Linked DNA regions of Homo sapiens: region 2 is linked to region 1. The links are chromatin loops, found by intact Hi-C in ENCODE. Cell type or tissue: endothelial cell of umbilical vein. All regions are shown on one strand. Each heading gives the region's core, and the rest is flanking DNA. Links, peaks and the distances in the headings are about the cores only.

Evidence for each region. A loop is a pair of places that touch in the nucleus more often than their neighbours do. Peaks named below come from ENCODE experiments on the same cell type or tissue, not always from the same donor. Only the 100,000 strongest peaks of a DNase experiment are listed, where the experiment ranks them.
Region 2: a loop joins it to region 1, with 7 times the contacts of the local background. A loop is called at or near these places in 9 of 110 quality-filtered maps.

The regions. Positions count from the first base shown.
Region 1 is chr16:81,361,904-81,373,291 of GRCh38, forward strand. GAN (gigaxonin) reads left to right here. Exons shown (of 11, transcript NM_022041.4): 6 at 596-708; 7 at 1,891-2,040; 8 at 3,071-3,207; 9 at 3,447-3,575. Among named protein-coding and RNA genes, the nearest start is that of MIR4720, 17 kb to the right of the region's middle. In endothelial cell of umbilical vein, for the core only: a CTCF peak has its summit at 4,631 (motif pointing right); DNase peaks (open chromatin) are centred at 4,628 and 6,118; H3K27ac peaks cover 758 bases.
Region 2 is chr16:81,255,280-81,266,667 of GRCh38, forward strand. It overlaps BCO1 (beta-carotene oxygenase 1), which reads left to right. Exons shown (of 11, transcript NM_017429.3): 3 at 4,397-4,526; 4 at 6,857-7,004; 5 at 9,361-9,508. Among named protein-coding and RNA genes, the nearest start is that of BCO1, 22 kb to the left of the region's middle. In endothelial cell of umbilical vein, for the core only: a CTCF peak has its summit at 5,970 (motif pointing right); no DNase peak of the experiment used is centred there; H3K27me3 peaks cover 140 bases.

The DNA of each region.
Region 1 (11,388 bases), core at 1,517-9,516:
CCTATGAACCTCCTGGGCTCAAGCAGTCCTTGTAGCTTGGCTTCCAAAAGTGCTGAGCCACCACCACCCGGCTAAGATTATTTTTTAAATGTTTTATCCAGCAAATTGTTTTTTGCAGAAGAATAACCTAATACGCCATTACATGAAATCGGAAGTTCAGTTGCTCTTAGATCCTGTTTTGAATAGAAAGTGCACACGGATGCCTCAGATCTGGGTATTCCTGGGGTCTAGAATGAACAGATGTGCGCTGCGGTGCAAAAGTTGTATGAGAATCCCAGAGGCTGAGAGGGAACAGAAGAGATGAATTGAGATGGCCCAGAGTTGCCTGGTGACTGAGCGGGTGACGCCAGGCTTCCTTTTTCATTGTAGGGTGGTGGAAATCCCCTCAAAGACAGTAATGAGTAAAGCAAAATGGTCAAAGTGATGGTTTGGCTCCATCACCAAGGATCCAATGGGATGTGATAAAAGCCCTGAATCCAAAGAGAACATTGTTGTCATCAGAGAGTTTCTTCAGATGCTGTTTCTATATATGCTGTGGCGTTTATGGGTGTTGAAGACTCACATTTCATATTTGTGTTTCCTTTGATCTTTGCAGAAGGATTTTTGTTTGTATTCGGGGGCCAAGATGAAAATAAGCAGACTCTTAGCTCAGGAGAAAAGTATGATCCAGATGCAAATACATGGACAGCATTGCCACCTATGAACGAGGTAAAACACTAGTTGGTTGGTTTGTTTGATGTGTTTCTCTTTCCCCTTAGCGCTTCTGTTTGTTTTGTGTCTGAGTTCAGGGAAGAAACGGCAGCCTTGTCAAGCCACCTGCCTCATTCGCTCCAACCTCTCCTTCTAGTGCCCGGCTCTCCTCCCCTTCCTGGCCCTCACTCCTTCTGGCCTCCATGAGTTTCTGAAATCTTCCAGGAATGCCCTCACCCCAGCCTTCACATTTATCCTGCCCTGTGCAGATGCCAGCGTGGCCTGCCCCCTCCTCGCAGCACCTTCTCAGCGGGCCTCCCTCCTGCCTCTTAGCTTTCCTGTCCCCGTCTTCGTACGACGTCTCACCATCTCACGGACCAGGCATTTAAAGTTTTTCACATAAGCTCTTTGATGGCAGAGAATTACATGTGTTCTGGTCAGTATTTCATTTTCAGCACTAGAATCGTGCTTGGCACGTAGGGTTTACTACATAAATATTCATTGACAAACGGACATGAAACACCTAGGGCTTCTATGATCCCAAATAGCCTTGGCCTGACCCTGTCCTCCACAGCCCTTTCTGCCATAGTTTATACTAGCCTTTCCCACGTCAACTTGAAAACACTGCCCTTTGTTATGCAAAAATAATTGTATTGAACCAGAGGTAACAGTTCATTTTCTTGTTGTGAGCTATTATGGGTTAAAAAGTGAGGATTTTCTGATGAACTCACCATGTATTTCTTAAGTTTGTTTTGAGAAGTGGCTTTGGCCTCTCTGGCTGTTGTGCTGGAAGAGTGGGCTGTTAGGGAAGCCAGAAATCTTTAAGAAGCATTACCGGAGAAATGGTTTTGAACGTGGTACTTCCATGCTGGAACACTGGGAAAAAAGATTTCTCTAATTTTTAAAAATAGTTTCAACTTTTATTTTAGACTCGGGGATACATGTGCAGGTTTGTTATGTGTGTATATTGCATAATGCTGAGGTTTGCAGTAAGATTAATCCAGTCTCCCAGGTACCAAGCGTCGTACCCAATAGTTAGTGTTTCAGCCCTTGCTCCTCTCCCTGTCTCCTTGCTCTAGGAGTCCCCATTGTCTATTTTTGCCATCTTTATGTTTCTCTAATTTTTATTAAGTGTATGAATATCAGCTTTCAATATGATCATTGGCCTTGTGTGTTCAGGGATCGCTAATGTAATTTCAGGCAAGACATAACTTCGGAATTGTGGAGATAGATGGGATGCTGTACATTTTGGGAGGAGAGGATGGTGAAAAGGAGCTGATTTCCATGGAGTGTTACGATATTTATTCTAAAACCTGGACAAAGCAACCTGATTTGACCATGGTCAGAAAGGTGAGGACTGCATTTTGTGATAACTAGTCTGTGTACACATTGGATTTTAAACTTAATGTGTCTTCATATCCTGAATAAACCTTTAATATAACTGATGGTGTTAAAAGAATTAACTTTATAGAACTCTCTTTATCGGTAGTTTGCCTTCACTGTCATCAGCCACACACCAAGATAGGAAAGTGAGCGTGTGTGAGAGTTTATCCTGCTTGTGGGCCCTGTGCAGCACCGCTGTGTGTCAAGCTCCACATTTGAGTGTGCAAATGGTGCAGCAGCCACATCTTCCCAACCTATTTTCTTTCTGTCTTTCCCTCTCTTACTCTCTCTCTCTCTTTCCTTTTGTTGTTGAGAGAGGGTCTTACTCTGTTGCCCAGATTAGAGTGCGGTGGCGCCATCTTGGCTCACTGCAACCTCTTTCTGCCTCAAGCAATCCTCCCACCTCAGCCTACTGAATAGCTGGGACTACAGGTGTGCACCACCACACCCAGCTAATTTTTGTTTTTTTAAGTAGAGATAGGGTTTCACTATGTTGCCCCGGCTGGTCTTGAACTCTTAGGCTGAAGCGATCCCCCATCTCTACAAAAAAGTTTTAAATAAAGTTAGCCGGGCACAGTGCTGTGCACCTGTAGTCCCAGCTACCCAGGAGGCTGAGGCGGAAGGATCTGTTGAGCCCAGGAGTTTGAAGCTGCAGTGAACTATGATGGCACCACTGCACTCCAGCCAAGGCAACTGAACGAGACCCTGTCTCTAATAAATAAATAAATAAAAATGAGGCTTTTGAACTTCTTTCAGTTAGTGAAATAGTATCAGTTGGAGTAAGAGCTCCTTTTCTGAAGATTAAGAATATGTGTCTTACTTTGCTCTTCTCATTTTAAAGTCCGGTGTTGTAATACTGAAAAGCACCATCGTTTTACGGTTAGAAATCAAACCCCTTCCTAAATCTCTTTAAGTATGGCCCAGACAGTTTAATATCTGTTCACCTGACCTGAATGAGAAATGTTGCCTCTCCCCCACCATTGTTCTCTGCTTTCAGATCGGCTGCTATGCAGCTATGAAAAAGAAAATCTACGCCATGGGTGGAGGCTCCTACGGAAAGCTTTTTGAGTCTGTAGAGTGTTATGATCCCAGGACCCAGCAGTGGACTGCCATATGTCCACTAAAAGAGAGGAGGTACGTGGCTGTGGGGTGGACTTTGTAGATTCCCTTGCTGTTCACTGGGTCTGGAGCCCCTTACCCTGCCTGGCTTTTGTTCTTTTCTTTCAGAGTAACCTTTTCTTTGACTTGGCATTTCCTGAGAAAGGAAGGCCCACGTAGTAATGCTGCAGAGTTAAACCAGCATAAGAGGAACGCGGGAGTGAGATCTCGCATTGTACAGCTTGTGCCTGATAACGCTGTGTGTGGCCTTTCAGGTTTGGAGCGGTGGCCTGTGGAGTTGCTATGGAGCTGTATGTGTTTGGGGGAGTCCGAAGTCGTGAGGACGCCCAGGGTAGCGAGATGGTAACTTGCAAGTCCGAGTTCTACCATGATGAGTTTAAAAGGTAACTAAGAATGGTTTCACATAGCTACTGCAACTTTTTCTTTGTGCTTTCAGTCGTATTTTAGCTTTGTTTAGTTTTGTTTTCAGTCACTTTATTAAATTATGGATTTAGGAGATAACGTCTCATGCATACTAGATATTTATTCAGTGACTTCACAAGTGCTAGTAACTTAAAATGTCTGCAAATAGAAAATATCTCTAATATGTAGATGAGATCTTGACGCTTAGTTGCTTAAAATCATTTATTGGCTCCCTATAGCTTTTAGGAAAAAGTTTAAAACTCCTTAACTTGTTGGGCATGGTGGCTCACACCTGTAGTCTCAACATTTAGGGAGGTAGAAACTGAAGATTGCTTGAGCCCAGGAGTTAGAGATTTGCCTGGGCCACATAACAAGACCCTGTTCTCCAAAGAAAAATAAATAAACTCCTTAACTTAGCATATATAGCCTTTTGTGATATGGCCTTTGCTTTTTCTGCTACTGACCCAGATACTTTATACCGAGCCACTTTCCCCTGCAAACATGTGTGGTTGTCTCAGCTCTGTTCGTATTGCTGCTACTTGCCTAAAAGCTCCCTTCCCGCTGTCCATCCAGTTAGCTTGGCCTTTTTCAAAACTGCTTAGTTATCAAAACCTAGAGAAAGCCTTCTCATGCCTCCTAGTCTGATTTTTTATCCCTTCATCTATGATTCCATGCCCTCCAGACAAGTCTCTGGGGTTGTAGCTGTTAACTGCAAGCAACTTCAGGGCAAGGTCCACCTTCGTCAGCTCTGTATCCTGGCTTCCAGCATCCTACCTGTCTGTATCAGATGCTTAGTAAAATGTTGATTAAGTGGCTGAGGCTTGATTTCTGAGATTCTTAAAACCTCTGACAAGTGCCACGTATGTCTTGTAGGGTAGATAACATCCTTCTCGATGTCTTCTCTCTTTCCTCACACATTTTATTGTTGTAACCACTGAGCAGTATTCTTATTGCAGTAATATGTTTAAATCCTAAGGGGAAATTGCTGTGCTAAACGTAATTTTATTAGAGTAGTTCAGTCGTGCTACCAGAAGAGGGTGCCATAACATAATGTTTAATTTCATGCTGTTTTAGATGAGGGCACGCAGTGAGCAGTTACAAAGATGCTGCAAATGCATGTAAATGCTGCCTAACATGTATTTTAAATTTAGGGTATTTGCATAGCCTTTTTTTTCAATTACAGGAATAGACTATCTTAGGAAAATTTATTAGAGAGCAGTTTAGAGAATACTTGCTGTGGTAGGGGCAGATTTTCAGACTTCTCTACATTTTTCCTTCCTTGATACATGACTGGGAGGGCTGATTGCCCAAGGGATGAAGTCTTTTTTTTTCTTTCTTTCTTTTTTGGAGACAGTCTCGCTCTGTCGCCCGGGCTAGAGTGCAGTGGCGTGATCTCGGCTTACTGCACCATCTGCCTCCCGGGTTCAAGCGATTCTTCCACCTCGGCCTCCCAAGTAGCTGGGACTACAGGCGCATGCCACCATGCCTGGCTAATTTTTGTATTTTTAGTAGAGGCAGGGTTTCACTATGTTTTCCAGGTTGGTCTCGAACTCCTGACTTAATGATCCGCCCGCCTCAGCCTCTCAAAGTGCTGGGATTACAGGCATGAGCCACCGCACCTGGCCTATCAGGTTGTTACATATTTGTACTGGATAAGCTTTTAATATAACTATCACTTGCTTTAAGTTCATAATAATTAAACGTAAGACTGTGGTTCCTTCTTTGCTGTTTAAAAGCACTTCTCGCCAGGTGCACTGGCTCCAGGCTATAATCCCAACACTTTGGGAGGCCGACGCGGGCAGATCACTTGAGGCCAGGAGTTCAAAACCAGCCCGGCCAACATGGTGAAACCCTGTCTCTACTAAAAGTACAAAAAAAAAAATTAGCCAGGCATAGTGGCACGTGTCTGTAGTCCTGGCTGCTCAGAAGGCTGAGGCATGAGAATTGGTTGAACCCAGGAGGTGGAGTGTGCAGTGAGCCGAGATTGTGTCACTGCACTCCAGCCTGGGCAACAAAGCGAGACCCTGTCTCTAAATAAATAAGAGCACTTCCAAATAAAATTAATGTATATTCAGTTCCTTATTTCTAAGCTCTCTGATGTTTGTAAATAGAATGAAGAAAGCTGTTAATTTATCTTACCAATATAAGATTCTAACATGTTTAGATAACATTAAACACACATATAACACCAAATGCCATGTATTTAATCTTCAAAACAGCACTCTGAAGCGCATGTAGGTACTGTTACTATTCCTATTTTCCATATGAGGAAAGGGTGAGCGGTGTGCCCACAGACACACAAGGAGCAAGAAGCTGAGGTGGGATCTGAACTCAGGCGTTCTGGCCCCAGAGTCCACCTTTTCAACTACCACGCTAGATTGACTTAAAAATATAGGCTTTCCTATAACTATCGATAGAACAAAATAACATGTAGGAGTAGTTTATTTCTTAAAAGATCAGACGCAAATGTGTTATATTGGCATAGTGTGGAAACTGTAGTTGCCGGATGAGCAGTCCATATTTGATTGGAGACCATGTCGATTGTTTTTAAGTAATCTCTTGTCTTTCCTGTCTTTGTTCCCTATTTTTAGGTTAAAACTTTCTGGGAAAAAAGCCATATCTTATTCTTTTCTGTTTTTCTGAATAAAAGCAAAACTGCTTGAAAGGAAAGCAAAGAAATTGCCATAAAGTATTACCAAGCCAGAGCAACAGCTTCATATACCCAGAATGACGGTTTCTCTATTTCTGTTCCTTGTGTCCATATTCTGTTAGTAACACTACTATCCTCCCAGTCATCCATGTTCAAAAAAGGGTCATCTTGGCTGGCACAGTGGCTGACACCTATAATCCCAGAACTCTGGGAGACCCAGGTGGTAGGATCCCTTGAGCCCAGGAGTTCAAGACAACCCTGAGTAACATAGTGAGACCTTGTCTCTATGAATTTTGAAAAAATTCAAAAATGAGCTGAACATGGTAGTCCACGCCTGTGGTCCCAGCTACTTGGAAGGCTGAGGCAGAAGGATCACTTGAGCCTGGGAAGTGGTGGAAGCTGCAGTAGACCATGATCGTGCCACTACACTCCATCCTGAGTGCCAGAGCAAGACCCTGTCTCAGAAAAGGGAATCATCTTGAATTCTGTCTTGTACTTTGCAACTCATCAGTTGCCAGGTCTGGTCCTTTTTTAAATCTTGGTAGCATTTTTCACATTTCCCACCTTCCCTGCCCCGCTGCTACCCTCACAGTTATTCCTGCATCTGTGTAGTGTCATTAGCCTCTGGCCAGCCTTGCCAGTGCAGTTACTTATTTGTGGTTTTGAAAGATGAACCTGACAAAAATCAGCCAGGCATAGTGGCACATACCTTTTTGCTCAGAGTTTTTGATTGCCCTTCTCAGAATTCTTGACTGTTTCCCACTGCTTACTAAACAAAGGTAATAGTTCTTAGCCACCTACTCAGGGTTCTCCATGATTTGAGGTTAAGAAAAAGTTTCACCCTTTTTTAGTATCTTTCTTTCACATATCGTATACTCCAGCTCACTTTTTAAATCCTCTTGTGTTTTACTGCCTCCGTGCATTCGCTTAGCCTAGATGCCCCTCTACTTTAATTTTTTACAGTATATAAGTTAAATTAACTGTTCTTTGAAGTTGAGATCTGTCAGTTTCCTCTTTTGATTCCTGAATATATAACTAGAATAGACATACTTGACAACTGGCAAAATCACCATGCTGGTTCTCTGACACATGGATTGGGAGCCACCATGACAACAAGGGCTAAGTGGAAGTCCCCGGAGCTCTGCTTCCCTACCAAAATAGAAAACCAGAAACAATACTGCATCCTGGGTGAATCTGCAAAAACCATGCCACCATGAAAGAGTAGAAAATGCAGGAGAGGTGATGCCTATCACATCCCCACTTAATTCACCTAGAAAAAGTAGAAAAGTAAAGTGGATCTCGGAAAATCTTGGAAAATTTTTATTTCAAACATGTTATCAATTTTAAAATGTTTGTGTAGCTTGTTTTTAGGTTTTCCTTTTACTTTGGGTTTCTTTTACTCTTTTCTAGCTTCTTTGGGTAGAATTCTACATTACTCATGGTAGATCTTTTGCTTTTTTTTGAGACGGAGTCTCACTCTGTTGCCCAGGCTGGAGTGCAGTGGCGTGATCTCGGCTCACTGCAAGCTCCACCTGCCGGGTTCACACCATTCTCCTGCCTCAGCCTCCTGAGTAGCTGGGACTACAGGCGCCCGCCACCGCGCCCAGCTAATTTTTAGTAGAGGCAGGGTTTCACCGTGGTCTCGATCTCCTGACCTCTTGATCTGCCCGCCTCGGCCTCCCAAAGTGCTGGGATTACAGGCATGAGCCACCGCGCCCAGCCGATGTTTTGCTTTTTTAATGCACACAGAGAAAGTTTTCATAAACTTAATCAGGTGATCATACTGATCCCAAATTCTTTCCCAGACGTAATATCCTCACACAAATGTTGTATCTTTATGAGGCACAGTTCCCAACCTTAGTATGGCAGCCGTTGACATAGCTAATGTATTTTCTTCATACCAATTTGCAAGGGTCACCAGAAGCAGTTTGCTTTTACTTGTCAGGGGCAACAGTATGCCTCCACAGCCTTGCCTCAGGGCTGTATCAACTAATATATAATGGGCTAATGTCGGCTGTATATTAGTCCACAGAGATTTTAATCATCATGATGTTCCACAAAACATCTCACTGGTCTACCCCACTGACCACATTGTGCTGTTTGTATCTTATGGTTAGGAAGAAACAGGTACTTTCAGATGCCTTTGTAAGACGTGTGAACTAGAGGATAAAAGATGAACCCCACCCCCAACCACATCTGTTTCAGTCATGGTCCAGTCAAGTGGCAAAAACCACACCAGTCTTTTGAACAGGGAAAATGTAATATATGTAATTACCACTAGTAAGAGACAGCTGCTAAAAGTGGGAAAAGAGGACTCTGAAAACTGTAGAAATAGCTAATGTAGGAAGCACAGCTGCTACCTTTAGGGCAGAGGGAAAACACCCAAGGAAGGAACAAATCAGGAAGTATTTTCCCCATCCCACAGGGCTGAGATTCATCCCATTGGAAGTGTGTGTGCTGAGGCCGCTGGAGAGTGTGCACCCCTGGTCTCCTGCATGCTGGTAGGAGCAAGCACAGGAGGAGTGAGAGGAAGGCAGCCGACAGCGGCATAGTGGCCCTTTGGCCCCTGGCCTTGCCAGTCTGCACCCTCTGTGAACAAAAGACCAGCTTCTACACTGGGTTCATTTCTCCCTAGTATTTTCTGTTTCATTGATTCCTACACTCATCTATATTACTTCCATCCTTTTACTTACTTTGGGTTTCTTTTACTCTTTTCTAGCTTCTTCAGGTAGAATTCTAGATTACTTATGGTAGATCTTTTGCTTTTCTAAGGCACACCATGAAAGCCTTCAACTTTCCACAGAGCACCACTCTAGCTGGACATGCTGATATGTTTTATTTTCATGACCATTCAGTCTGCAGTATCATTTTTCCTTCTTCAGATTGGATGGTTTCTGTTGCTCTGTCTTGTTTGCTGCTGCTTTCTTTTGTTATTTCCATCCAGTGAATTTTTTATTTCAAATTTATGTTAGTTATTTATTTATGTTAGTAATTCTAAAATGTTTGTGTACTTTGTTTTTAGGTTTTTAAATTTTCTGTGCTGAAATTTCCTATCTTTCCATCACAAGCATATTTTCCTTTCCCTTACTGAGCATCACTGTGGTAGTTGTGTTCAAGTCCTTGCCTGTTAATTCCAGTATCTGAGTCATCTCAAGAGTTGGCGTCTATTGATTGTTTGCTCCCTTGAGAAATGGGTTCTAATTTTTCTGGCTCTTCTTCTGTTGAGGAGTTCTGGACTGAATCCTGGATATGGTTACTATTATGTTTTTGAAGCTTTGAATTTTCTTATATTGCTTTAGAGTGTTGCTCTGAGTTTTAGTCAGCAATTGACTTGGTTAGACTTAAATTGCAAGCTGTGCCACCTGCCATGGGTGGCAGCTGAAATCTCAGTCCAGTTCTCGAAGCCTCGGTCATAAGCATAGATGGTTCCAGGGTTAGTTGAAGACTTGAGATGAGTGGATGCGCACAAATTGAGGGGTGCTTCTCTACCTCTCCTCTTTCTCAGGTTCTCCACCACACTTTGGAGATCCTGGTTGCCCCAAGACCCCTTTTCCTGATTGCTGAGTCCTGTAGCCAGAAAGATGGCCATATTTTCTCTAGGGGTTTAGCTATCCAGAGCTGCCCCAGTGAGGCTGCCTTCAGAGAAAGCTACCAAGAAACAGGAAACTTAGTCCATATGGGTTGCTTGCTCAATTAACTTTCCATTTCTTTCCAGAATCTACCTGCTTTTCTTCAGTTTCCAGAGTGCTCAGGTAGTTGTAGTTTGTCCAGAGTTTACGGCTGACACTTGGAGCAACTGAGGAGCCATTTGTTAAGAGTTACTTCTGCCATACTGGAAGCAGACGCCTCACTACAGCTCTCTTTTTCTTTCCTCCTCTCCTTTCTCCTCAATTGATTGCCCTCTTTTCCTCTATAGCTCTCTTCCTCTCTCCTTTCCTGTCATTCCCCTTCTACTTCCCTGTCTCTGAAGTTCACTGTTGTAATCCATGCTGTATTTTAAAGCTTCAGACTCAGGGCAGTCTTAATTCTGAGTTACCAGAGGGTGCATCATTATAGCCCCCATGTACTGACAAGCCCGTTTGAAAACATTATAACTGAAGACATGATATTGCCTTGTTCATTGCAAAAATTAGTATCGTTTAATGATACCTTGTAAGTACTAGAAACTATGCAAAATACTTTACATTGATATTCATTTCATCCTCACAACAGTCATTTGAGGTTGTTGATGGTATCTGGTATCTCACTCGACAGATGAGGAAGCAGGCTAGGATAGCTAAATTGTTCAGGGTCGGTGAGATGATAAATGACATGTAAAACCTCATGGCCTTTTATACCTGTTTTATAAGCAGCAACACCTGAAGATGTGATTCAGTTAAATTTTCAAATTAGTTCTGTTTCATTTGAAGCCTTGTCTTTACCTAAAATAGATCACCTACGCGTATTTTTCTGAAACCCAGGAACTGAATCATTGATGTGCTTGGGACAAAACCTGGTAGATCATCTATGTAGTCCAGTTTCTTAGGTTAATACAGTCATTCCGGGGATGAACTATGTTGGTTGGTTTCATTCAGAATCTGGGAAGAACTTAAATGCCGAGATGTAGTTATTTATGTTTAGGCCTGAAGACGTGAAATGTGAATAAACCAGTATTGTAGTTTGATGTTTTTCAAACATTATCTTTCAAAGGTGTGTTCAGGGCCTCCATTTTCACTTTCAGCACAAGCTTTTAGATTTTTCCCTTTTCCATTTTATTGGAGGCATTTGGGAGGCAGGGGCCAAAATCTGTATCCCAGTCCCAGCAGACTACCTGACACCCATCAACATTCAGATGTTAGTTGAATCAAATGTAGATGAACGGCTTTAGAAACATGGTGCTTAGCTTTGTTTCTGAGTTGTTCTGTGGTCATTAGACTTTTGTGTTTATTGGAATTCAAAATGTGGAAGCCACCTGCCTTAGAAGAGTCTAGGAAGAGTATTCATTGAAATAAAAATGGTGTTCTTCAGGAAATAATTGTACATTTCTCTTTGACATTGAGATGCCCTGGCTGCTTCACAGCATAGAGTAGGGATGATGGAGTGATGACCATATGACTGTGTGCTCCAGTGAGGGTAGGCCTGGACCTTGGTAACTCTTAAGACCA
Region 2 (11,388 bases), core at 1,815-9,814, 110 kb before region 1:
TGGCCTTCGACTCCAGATTACCACTCGCTAGCTGTGTGGCTTAACACAAGCTGCTTAACCTCTCTGTGCCTCAATTTTATTAGCTGGGAAATAAGTCTGCAGGGCTGTGAGTACCCAAGCCCTTTGTACTTCATTTGGTAAAAAAGTTGGAACCTTTAAGCACTGTTTAGATCTTGCTTTATTTTGCTATTAATTAACAAATGACATTATGTTATTTTTTTTTATTTTTTATTTTTTTGAGATGGAGTCTCGCTCTGTTGCCCAGGCTGGAGTGCAGTGGCGTGATCTCAGCTCACTGCAACCTCTGCCTCCTGGGTTCGAGCGATTCTCCTGCCTCAGCCTCCCAAGTAGCTGGTAGCTGGGACTACAGGTGCCTCCCACCACACCCAGCTAATTTTTGTATTTTTAGTAGAGACAGGGTTTCACCGTATAGGCCAGGCTGGTCTCAAACTCCTGACCTTGTGATCCGCCTGCCTCAGCCTCCCAAAGTGCTGGGATTATAGGAGTGAGCCACCATGCCCAGCCTTTCTTTCTTTCTTTTTATTTATTTATTTATTTATCTTTGACATTGAGTCTCGCTCTGTTGCCCAGGCTGGACTTCAGTGGCACGATTTCGGCTCACTGCAAGCTCCGCCTCCCAGGTTCAAGCAATTGAACCTCCCGAGTAGCTGGGACCACAGGTGCCCAGTACCCCGGCTAATTTTTTTTGTATTTTTAGTAGAGATGGAGTTTCCCCATGTTGGCCAGGCTGGTCTTGAACTCCTGACCTCAAATGATCCACCTGCCTCTACCTCCCAAATTGCTAGGATTACAGGCATGAGGCACTGCGCATGGCCGATTTTTTTTTTTTTCCAGCGAATGCATTTCTGGTTGGAGTATTCTACTTGCTTCCAGTGTTGTGAGTATGAAACCAGATAACACACATCAAGTGCCCAGCACAGTGTTTAGCATGCTGGTGCTCAATCGATGCTGGCTGTTAGTACTAGTTTCCTTTTCCTAAGATATCAAAAGGCACTGGGCGAGAATTTCTTGGAAACATGTTTTCTCCTCTAAGCCCATCCTGTGGCAGTCAACATATGATGGGCGTTTCTGAGGTCAACTTTTTGCTTATTGGAATGCAATGTCACTGTGTCCCAGGCTTGGCTTTTCCGTGTGTTGTAATTGTAGCAACACTGGAAGCACATACTATACCACGAAAATGAAATGCGTTCTGTAAAAGGAAAAAATCTTAATGTCATTTGCGAATTAACAGCAAAATAAAATAAAACACTGCCTCTTTCAGGCCCCTCCCCGAGGTTTCAAACTGCCCAGGAAATAAAGTTCTCAGGGCTGGTGCGGTGGTTCATGCCTGTAATCCCAGCACTTTGGGAGGCCGAGGCAGGCAGTTCACCCGAGCTTAGGAGTTTGAGACCAGCCCGGCCAACAGAGTAAAACCTCGTCTCTACTAAAAATACAAAAATTAGTCGGACATGGTGGCACATGCCTGTAGTCCCAGCTATTTGGGAAGCTGAGGCAGGAGAATCGTTCGAACCTGAGACGTGGAGGTTACAGTGAGCCAAGATCGTACCACTGGACTCCAGCCTGGGCGACAGAGTGACTCCATCTCAAAAAAAGAAAAAAAAAAAGTTATCAGGCCTGCAAACCTAGTAGGACCCCTCAACCCATTTCCCAATTTCATTTCACTCCTGTCCTCCAAATCCCTCTCTAATGTTCCAGCCCAGCCGAACTCAACGCCTGCAAGAAGGGTTCTGCATTTTCCCAACTCCAGGCCTTTGCTTACAGACCTCTTAGCGGGTGAACAGGACAGCTCTGCCCTCTCTCCCCAGCATATTGCAGTCAAATTCTACTCATCCTTTAAGAGCTGTTTCATGCACCACCTCCTCCCTGAAGCTTCTCCTGACTTATTCCCAGCTGGGAAGGACCTCCTCTCACCCCTGCCCCAGGAGGAATCCATGGATGTGGGTTTTTTGTTGTTGTTGCGTTTTTTTGTTTATTTGTTTTTTGAGACGGGGTCTCGCTCTGTCGTCCAGGCTATAGGGCAGTGGCGCGATCTCGGCTCACTGCAGCCTCTGCCTCTTGGGTTCAGGCAATTCTGTCTCCTCAGCCTCCTGAGTAGCTGGGATTACAAGGGTGTGCCACCACACCCAGCTAATTTTTGCATTTTTAGTAGAGATGGGGTTTCACCATGTTGGCCAGGCTGGTCTCAAACTCCTGACCTCAGGTGATCCACCCACTTTGGCCTCCCAAAGTGCTGGGATTACAGGCGTGAGCCACCGCACCTGGCCTAGATGTGTTATTTTACATAGCAAAAGAAACTTCGCAGGCTAGGCAAACGCCTGTAATCCCAGCACTTTGGGAGGCCGAGGCAGGTGGGTCTCCTGTGGTCAGGAGTTCGAGACCAGTCTGACCAACATGGCAAAACCCTGTCTCTACTAAAAATATTTTAAAAATTAGCTGGGCATGGTGGCACATGCCTGTAATACCAGCTACTCGGGGAGGCTGAGGCAGGAGAATCTTTTGAACCAGAGAGGCTGAGCTTGCAGTGAGCCAAGATTCCACCATTGCACTCCAGCCTGGGTGACAGAGTGAGACTCCATCTCAAAAAAAAAAAAAAAAAGAGAGAGACTTTGTAGATGTGATTAGATGAAGGATCTTGAGATGGGGGAGGTGATCTGACATTAGGGATGGGCCCAGTGTAATCTCAAGAGAGAAGCAGGAGCGTCAGCCTCAGAGGAGATGTGATACCGGGACAGGAGACAGGGGTCACAGTGACGCAGCCATGACCAGGGAAGGCAGCAGCTTCTCAAAGCTAGAAAAATCAAGGAACAGACCTCCCCTGGAGCCTCCAAAAGGAACTAGCCCTGTGGACACCTTGATTTTAGCTCTGTAATCCCCATTTCAGACTTTCTTCCAAACTCTGAGATAATGACTGTATGTTGTGTGAAGCCACTAAGTGAGGGGTAAGTCGTTACAGCAGCCGTAGAAAACTAACACGGGTCTAGAACCATCTGGTATATTTTGAGGTTGGTCTCAATGGACTGGTCAAGAGATTTATGCCATGAGTTAGACTCTCTGCAGAATTTGGATGAATTAGACATTGAACACAGGTCTGACCCTCTATTGCTATGCAGGATTGGGCATCAGGTCACCTCCTGGTTGTGTTCAATATCAAACGTTACTCCAGGGAGACTGAAGTGATCAACTGGGCTTCTGGAGGCAGCGCTCCCAGGACTGAACGGGGCCCTGGGGAAAACCACCCCACATATGCAGCCTTCTAGATTAGTCCTCCAGCTCTGCTCCTTCCCTGGAGGGACACAAACAGGGTGGAAGGGATGACTGATTCTGGTCAGCACTCTCAGATGGGTGACCCTGGGCAAGGTGAAAGAATGTTTCTGAGCCTGAGTTCCTTCCTATGGAAAATGGAGCTAAGAACAGACATATTTTGCATTGACATATTTTGCATTATCACATTTTGCATTGCTATAAAGGAATACCCAAGACCGGGTAATTTATAAAGAAAAGAGGTTTATTTGGCTCACGGTTCTGCAGGCTGTACAGGAAGCAAGCCACCAGCATCTGTTTGGTTTCTGGCGAGGGCCTCAAAAAGCTTTGGCTCATGGCAGAAGGCAAAGGGGGAGCAGGCATGTCACATGGTGAAAGAGAGAGAGAGAGAGGAGGGAGGGATCTTTTAAACAACCAGATGTTGCATGAACTAATAGAGTGAGAACTCACTCATCACCAGAACAACACTAAGCCATTCATGAGGGACCCACCCCCATCACCCAGACACCTCCTCCTAGGCCCACCTGCAACATCACAGGCTTCAACATGAGATTTGCAAGGAACAAAACATTCAAACCGTAACACATACTTATCCAGCCATACTGTTGTGAGTCAGGAGTGAGAAAATGTGTGTCTAAAATTATATTCCAGGCCGGGCATGGTGGCTCACGCTTGTAATTTCAGCACTTTGGGAGGCTGAGGCGGGTGGATCACCTGAGGTCAGGAGTTCAAGACTAGCCTGGCCAACGTGGTGAAACCCCATCTCTACTAAAAATACAAAAATTTGCTGGTCGTGGTGGCGCATGCCTATAATCCTAGCCACTCAGGAGGCTGAGTCAGGAGAATCACTTGAACCCAGGAGGCGGAGGTTGCAGTGAGCCGAGATCGCACCATTATATTCCAGCCTGGGCAACAAGAGCAAAACTCAAAAAAATAATAATAATAAATAAAATTATATTTAAAATGCGAATTGTATCGGCCCTGTGTACTAAAGGAGCTTGTCCTAGTGAAATAACCACCTTCTTCTCCCAGTAAAACCCATACAAGGACTGACATTGATTTTAAAGCCCTGTGAAGGCGTCAGCCTGAGATTATGCTGGTTCTTCTCTTGCAGGTGAAGTCTATTACAGGAGCAAATACCTGAGAAGCGATACCTACAACACCAATATTGAGGCAAACAGGATTGTGGTGTCTGAGTTTGGAACAATGGCCTATCCGGACCCCTGCAAAAACATATTTTCCAAGTAACTGCCTATTTTAAATCTGAGCAAATTTCATGCTTTTTGCTATCCTTGATGGCTGAAATAACCAGCATTTGCTCCTCTGACAATTCTCTTTAGGGTAGATGAAAACTCCACATGACTGCCCTTTAACCAGAGGTGCTACACAGTTCTTGATCACTGATTGCCAGAGAGACTAAGAGCATTTGACAAATTATTAGAAGCCCTCCCACATGGCTGGTGGGAAAGCGATTTGGAATCATCTGTCAAAATTATAAATGCGTATTCCCTTCAGCCTAGAGATCTGCTTACTTGCATAGAAAATGACACATGCACCAGGTATTTGTCATTTATGGCTGCATCATTTGTTATAACAAGTAGCTGAAAACAACCCAAATGTTCATTAAAAGAGGACTGGTTAAATCCGTAACAGTAAAACTGTACGAGAAAATGCCATGTAGAAGTAAAAAGGAATGAGGATGTTCTCTTTGCACTCTACAGAAGCTTTTCCAAGATAGACTAAGTGGAAAAAAAAAAAAAAAGGAAGGTGTAGAAAGAGCATGTTATAAGCTGTACTTTGTGTGAAAAAGCAGTAAGAAATCTAAATTAAATTTTGCTTGTACATGCATAAAGAAACTAGGAAAGGATGCACAGGGGCAGATGGATGTTGAGGAGAGGGAGAGATTTTTTGCTGTATATATTTTATTTCATTTCATTTCATTTTATTCATTTATTTATTTATTTAAGATGGAGTTTCACTCTTCTTGTCCAAGCTGGAGTGCAATGGCGCAATCTCAGTTCACCGCAACCTCTGCCCCCCAGGTTCAAGTGATTCTCCTGCCTCAGCCTCCCAAGTAGCTGGGATTACAGGCACCCACCACCACGCCCGGCTAATTTTTATATTTTCAGTAGAGACGGGGTTTCACCATGTTGATCAGGCTGGTCTTGAACTCCTGATCTTAGGTGATCCACCCACCTTGGCATCCCAAAGTGCTAGGATTACAGGCATGAGCCACTGCGCCTGGCCACTGTATACATTTTAAATCATCTGGATTAGTATCCATATGAATGTGTTACATATCTGACAGTTAAATTCTTGGCCAGGGAATCAGGCCTGCCATCAGTATCTTCTTTCTGAAACTCTCTAGATGTAGAAGAGTTATGAAAGAGTTGAAGGGTGGACTGGCCCAGAGATGGAAGATTGCTTCTGCTTTTTTGAGAACTGAAGTCATCTCTCCCATTCCAGTATCCAGCTCTAGGGCTAGCTCAGAGCAAGCACTGAATTCACATTTGCAAATAGGAGGTGTGGAGTAGGAGCCAGTGAGAAAGGAGGAGGAAAGAGCAAAGGAATTTAAAACCACCATACTTACCTGGTAGGGGAGATAGCAGGATCACGAATTTGAAACCACGACCTGGAGGTCCTGGAACCAAGCCTCCTTTTTGTTCCAGTGTTTGCCAGTAGGAGGAGCACTCCCCAATACACCGATACAGGATTTGCCAATTTCATCACCCATAAACCCCTCTGGTTTTTCTTTCTTCTTGCTTTGAGTATACCTTCTGATCAAATGAGCTATGTGTTCTTAACTCATAATTAGTTTGTTTTCCTTTTTAAATTAAAAACTAATTTCCTGGATAAATTCGAGATAACCAGTGTGGACTCACATTCCTGGCAAAGCAGATATCAGCTACGTTGTTAGGCTTTGGGAGCCGTTACGGGTTCATATACGATTTCCGTAGAGCTTCTTGACATACTTTGGAACAGTATGTCTTGCTGGCTCTGATGTTAGAGACCTTTGGGTTTTGGGGAGCCCAGGAGGATCAGCTGGTGACCATGGCATTCCGGCCGACTCATTTCTTAGCTAACTCAACGTGGAGGTGTCTTTGGGGTGTCTGAGTTCTTAGGATTCCTCAGGTGACCCATTGGGACCCAGTTGCTTTTTCTTCCTTAGTTGAAGTAAAGCATTTTTTTTTTTTCTTTGAGACAGAGTCTCGCTCTTTCGCCCAGGCTGGAGTGTAGTGGCGCCATCTCGGTTCACTGCAAGCTCCGCCTCCCGGGTTCACGCCATTCTCCTGCCTCAGCCTCCCGAGTAGCTGGGACTACAGGCGCCTGCCACCACGCCCGGCTGATTTTTTGTATTTTTTAGTACAGACGGGGTTTCACCGTGTTGGCCAGGATGGTCTCAATCTCCTGACCTCGTGATCCACCTGCCTCGGCCTCCCACAGTGCTGGGATTACAGGCACCCGGCCGAAGTAAAGCATTTTTAAGTGGTAGGAAAACTAAAGCCATCAAGGATAGACTTCTCTGGCTGGGTGGACATAGCCACTGACTCTGTTGATTTGCTTTTCTCCCCAGAGCTTTCTCCTACTTGTCTCACACCATCCCCGATTTCACCGACAACTGCCTGATCAACATCATGAAGTGCGGAGAAGACTTCTACGCGACCTCAGAGACCAATTACATCAGGAAAATCAACCCACAGACTCTGGAAACCCTGGAGAAGGTATCAACACATATGTAACCAGCATCACTTCCTGACTCAAGAAAGGGAGAGTCGGCGACGGCCGGGGTGAGGTTGCTCAGCCTGCAAGCAGCTTACCAGGGGAGCCCCTCCTCTAACACCGTTGGATCCCGTGCCCTAGCGCCACACTTACTGCTAGATGCTAGGCAGGGACTGTGTTGTTTTTATCTTCGTGTCTGTATCAGTTTCCTGGGGCTGATGTAACCAAGTCCTACAAAAAAGATTGCTTTAAACAACAGAAATTGGCTGGGTGTGGTGACCTACACCTGTAATTCCAGCACTTTGGGAGGTCAAGGTGGGCAGATCACCTGAGGTCAGGAGTTTGAGACCAGCCTGGCCAACATGGTGAAACCCCATCTCTACCAAAAATACAAAAATTAGCCAGGCGTGGTGGCATGTGCCTGTAATCCCAGCTACTCTGAGGCTGAGGCAGGAGAATCGCTTGAACTCAGGAGGGGGAGGTTGCAGTGAGCCCAGATTGCACCACTGCACTCCAGCCTGCATGACAGAGTGAGACTCTGTCTCAAACAAAAACAAAAAAAAAAAAAAAAAAAACAAGACAAACAAATAAAAAAACAGAAATTTACTCTCTCACAGTTCTGGAGGTTAAAAGTCTGAAACCAAGGTGTCAGCCCGGCCATGCTCTCTCTGAAGACTCTAGAGGAGGGTCCTCCCTGGCCCCTTCCTGGCTTCTAGCGGTTGCCGGCAACCCCTGGTGTTCCTCAGCTTGTAGATGCATCCCTCCAGCCTCTGCCTCAGTCTTCACACTGCCTCTCCTTATGGGGCTATGTGTCCAAATGTTCTGCCTTTTTTTTTTTTTTTTTTTTGAAAAAGTGTCTTGCTCTGTCGCCCAGACTGGAGTGCAGTGGTGCGATCTCAGCTCACTGCAACCTCCGCCTCCTGGGTTCAAGCGATTCTTCTGCCTCAGCCTCCTGAGTAGCTGGGACTACAGGCACGTGCCACCACACTTCACTAATTTTTTGTATTTTTGGTACAGATGGGGTTTCACCGTGTTAGCCAGGCTGGTCTTGATCTCCTGACCTCATGATTGGCCCTCATGATTACAGGCGTGAGCCATTGCACCCAACCATGTTCTGCCTTTTATAGAGACACAAGTCATTGCATTAGGGCCCACCCCAGTGCAGTATGACCTCATCTTAACTTAATGACATCTATAAAGACCTTATTTCCAAGTAAGGTCACATTCACAGGTACCCAAGGTGAGGACTTCAACCTATCTTTTTTGCAAGACACAATTCAACCCATAACTCTGTTCATAATTCTTGGCACTGAGGGAGTTCACTGAGAATTTGAATGAATGACTGTTGAAATGCCTGCGATTCTCAGCAATCCTACCTTCTATTGACCTGAAGAGGGAGGCATTAGGCAAAAAGCTAGGGCACAAAAATCAGTGCCCAAGCACATACCTTTCCTGGGAAGAATCAAGTCAACATTTTGGTGGGAATCAATAGACCCACTTTCAATTTTCTCCAGCTGGCTGTTCAAAATTCCGATGTCTCTGCAATACGTTTTAACGATCTGTTAAAGAGATGAGGCTTTTCTTAGCTGTGAAATTATGTCCAGCTCCTTTTAAGCTAGACGGCATCGGTCCAACTGATGATGCTTTCCACAGGGCTACAGAGAGGAAATGCTGGAAGAGAAAGGAGTTATCTGACTCTGGGCTGGAGGTTGTGTTTTTCTAGGGGAGGAAGCGCAGACGGTTGGTCTGCGGCCACTCCATCATTCTGCAGCTGTGGACTGCAGAGTGAGGGTCATTATTCAGCTCGTTGATCAAACTTCACTTTGACCAAATGTTTTTGTAACCTCTCCATTCCCAGAATAATCGTCTAAGAGAGGCCTAGAGATTTATGCTTCTGTGCAATGCAAAAGGGCAGAATTTAAGCCAGAATGACAGAACTGTGGCCAAGATTAGCTCGAAGGCTACCTCTCTGCCCAGGTCATTGCTCAGAGCTTTCTGCAGTGAGGAATCTTGTTTCCATGTTGAGGATTCCAGCAAGGTCAGGCAACAGGATTGGAACGATAGCCACAGAAGCACACCAGCTCCCTAACTCCCCTGCAACCTATTAGCTGTCTGAGTCCCTCAAATCCCCATGTGAGGTTGTATAAGGTCACAAGAGTGAAAGTCTTCTTTAAAAGCAAATTCTGTATCGTTTTCAGATCAACAGAGTGCAAAAATATCCCTCATCTCTCTGAACCTAGAATCAGTCACGTTTTCATAGGACTTCAACCTTTCTCCTTTGAAAAACCAGATGATGTCATATCTTGCAGGTTGATTATCGTAAATACTTTAAAAAACAGGAGGTGTCATATCTTGCAGGTTGATTATCGTAAATACGTGGCGGTAAATCTGGCAACGTCACATCCCCATTATGATGAGGCTGGAAATGTTCTAAACATGGGCACATCCATTGTGGAAAAGGGGAAGACAAAGTATGTGATTTTTAAGATCCCTGCCACAGTACCAGGTAGGCCACTCTGGGGAATTGAATAAAACACAAACAACCAAGTGTGGCTTCTTCTGAAGAGTTCTGTTTTTCGTTGATGACACAAGATCCAGTGTGGTACTTTCTCCCGTAGATTATTGAGGTGGACCATGAAGTCAGTACTTTCCTTTAGAAGAGAAGAGGAGATGCTGGGATTCCTCTTGGAAGAAAGAAATCCCTTTACTATTCTAATTTCCTTTTATTTAGGCTCCAGTTTATTATTTTATTAATTTATCTACCCATCTACCATCCATCCATCCATCATCTATTTACCATCCAACCATTCCTTCATCTACCATCCATCCATTCATGCATCTACTCACCGTCCATCTATCCACCATTCATTCAGCTACTCACTATCCATCCACCCACCTACCCACCATTCATCCACCTATCCATCACCCATCCACCATCCGTCCACCCATCCACCTATCCACCCCTTATCTAGCCAGCCACTCACCATCCATCCATTCATCCATTCACCCACCTACCCATCCACCCACACACCATCCCTCCATCCATCCATCTACCCACTATCCATCTACCCACCCATCCACCCATCCACCCACCATGAATCCATTCAACCATCTACCCATTCTCCCATCCATCCACCCATCCACCATCCATCCATTCATCCATCCACCCACCACCCATCCACCATCTATCTACCCACCCACCCGCCCACCCATCATGAATCCATTTATCCATCTACCCATTCTCCCATCCATCAACCCATTCACTTACCCACCATCCATCCATCCATTGAGCTTCCCACCCACCCATCCATCCATCATTCATCCATCCATCCACCCACCCATCCACCATCCATCCATTCATCCATCCACCCACACACCATCTACCCATCCATCCGTCCACCCACCATCCATCCACCATCCATCTACCTACCCATCCACCCACCCACCATGAATCCATTCATCCATCTACATGTTCTGCCATCCATCCACTCATCCACTTATCCACCATCCATCCATTGAGCCACCCACCTGCCCATCCATCCATCATTCATCCATCTACCCACCATCTATACACCCACCATTCATCCATCTATCCATCTACCATCCATCCATCCACCCACCCAACATCCATCTACCATGTGCATCTACCACCCATCTATTCACTCACCATCCTTCCATCCACCATCTATCCATCCACCCACCATCCATCTGTCTACTATCCACCGATTCATGCATGCACCCACCCACCCACCTATCGATTCATCCTTCCATCCATTCAGTTTTTCAGTCTCCTGACAAAACTTTCTATGACAAGGTTATGCCACCTACTTTCATTCCTAGCCCCTGCAGCCAAGTTTCCAGGGCTGTTTAGGGAGCTCAGTCCTGCTGGGATCCACTCCAGATCCCTGCCCTGTTCTCCAGGCCTTCTGGACCTTCTCCATGTGGGGCTGGGATCTTGGAGCAAAGCCCAGGCTGACTGTGATTGCATGATCCTGAGGGGGAGGAGGCGGAGGCTCTTAGCCCATGTTTGTCCAGGACCCTCCTGGGAACCACACCCAGGAGACCTAGGCCTGTGAGGACAGCTGACAGGACTCAGGAGACAGTGCAGAACTACAACGGTGCTTCCTCTGACCTTCTAGTTTAAAAAAAACTAGTTTCTGCCTGTGATCCTTGCTGCTCCCCCATCCCCCACTGTCTTGTAGAGCCCCCTGAGCAAACTACCAGGCACTGCCTGGAGATATGAGCCTTCGAGGTCAGAAGGTACACGGAGTGTACTTGCTAAATAGAACTCTCATTAATTAAGCCAGTAAAGGGATATAGGGGTCAAGCTCAGAATCCTAGAATGCCATACCTGGGGATTGTCTAGGCATTTGAGTTTGCCACCTT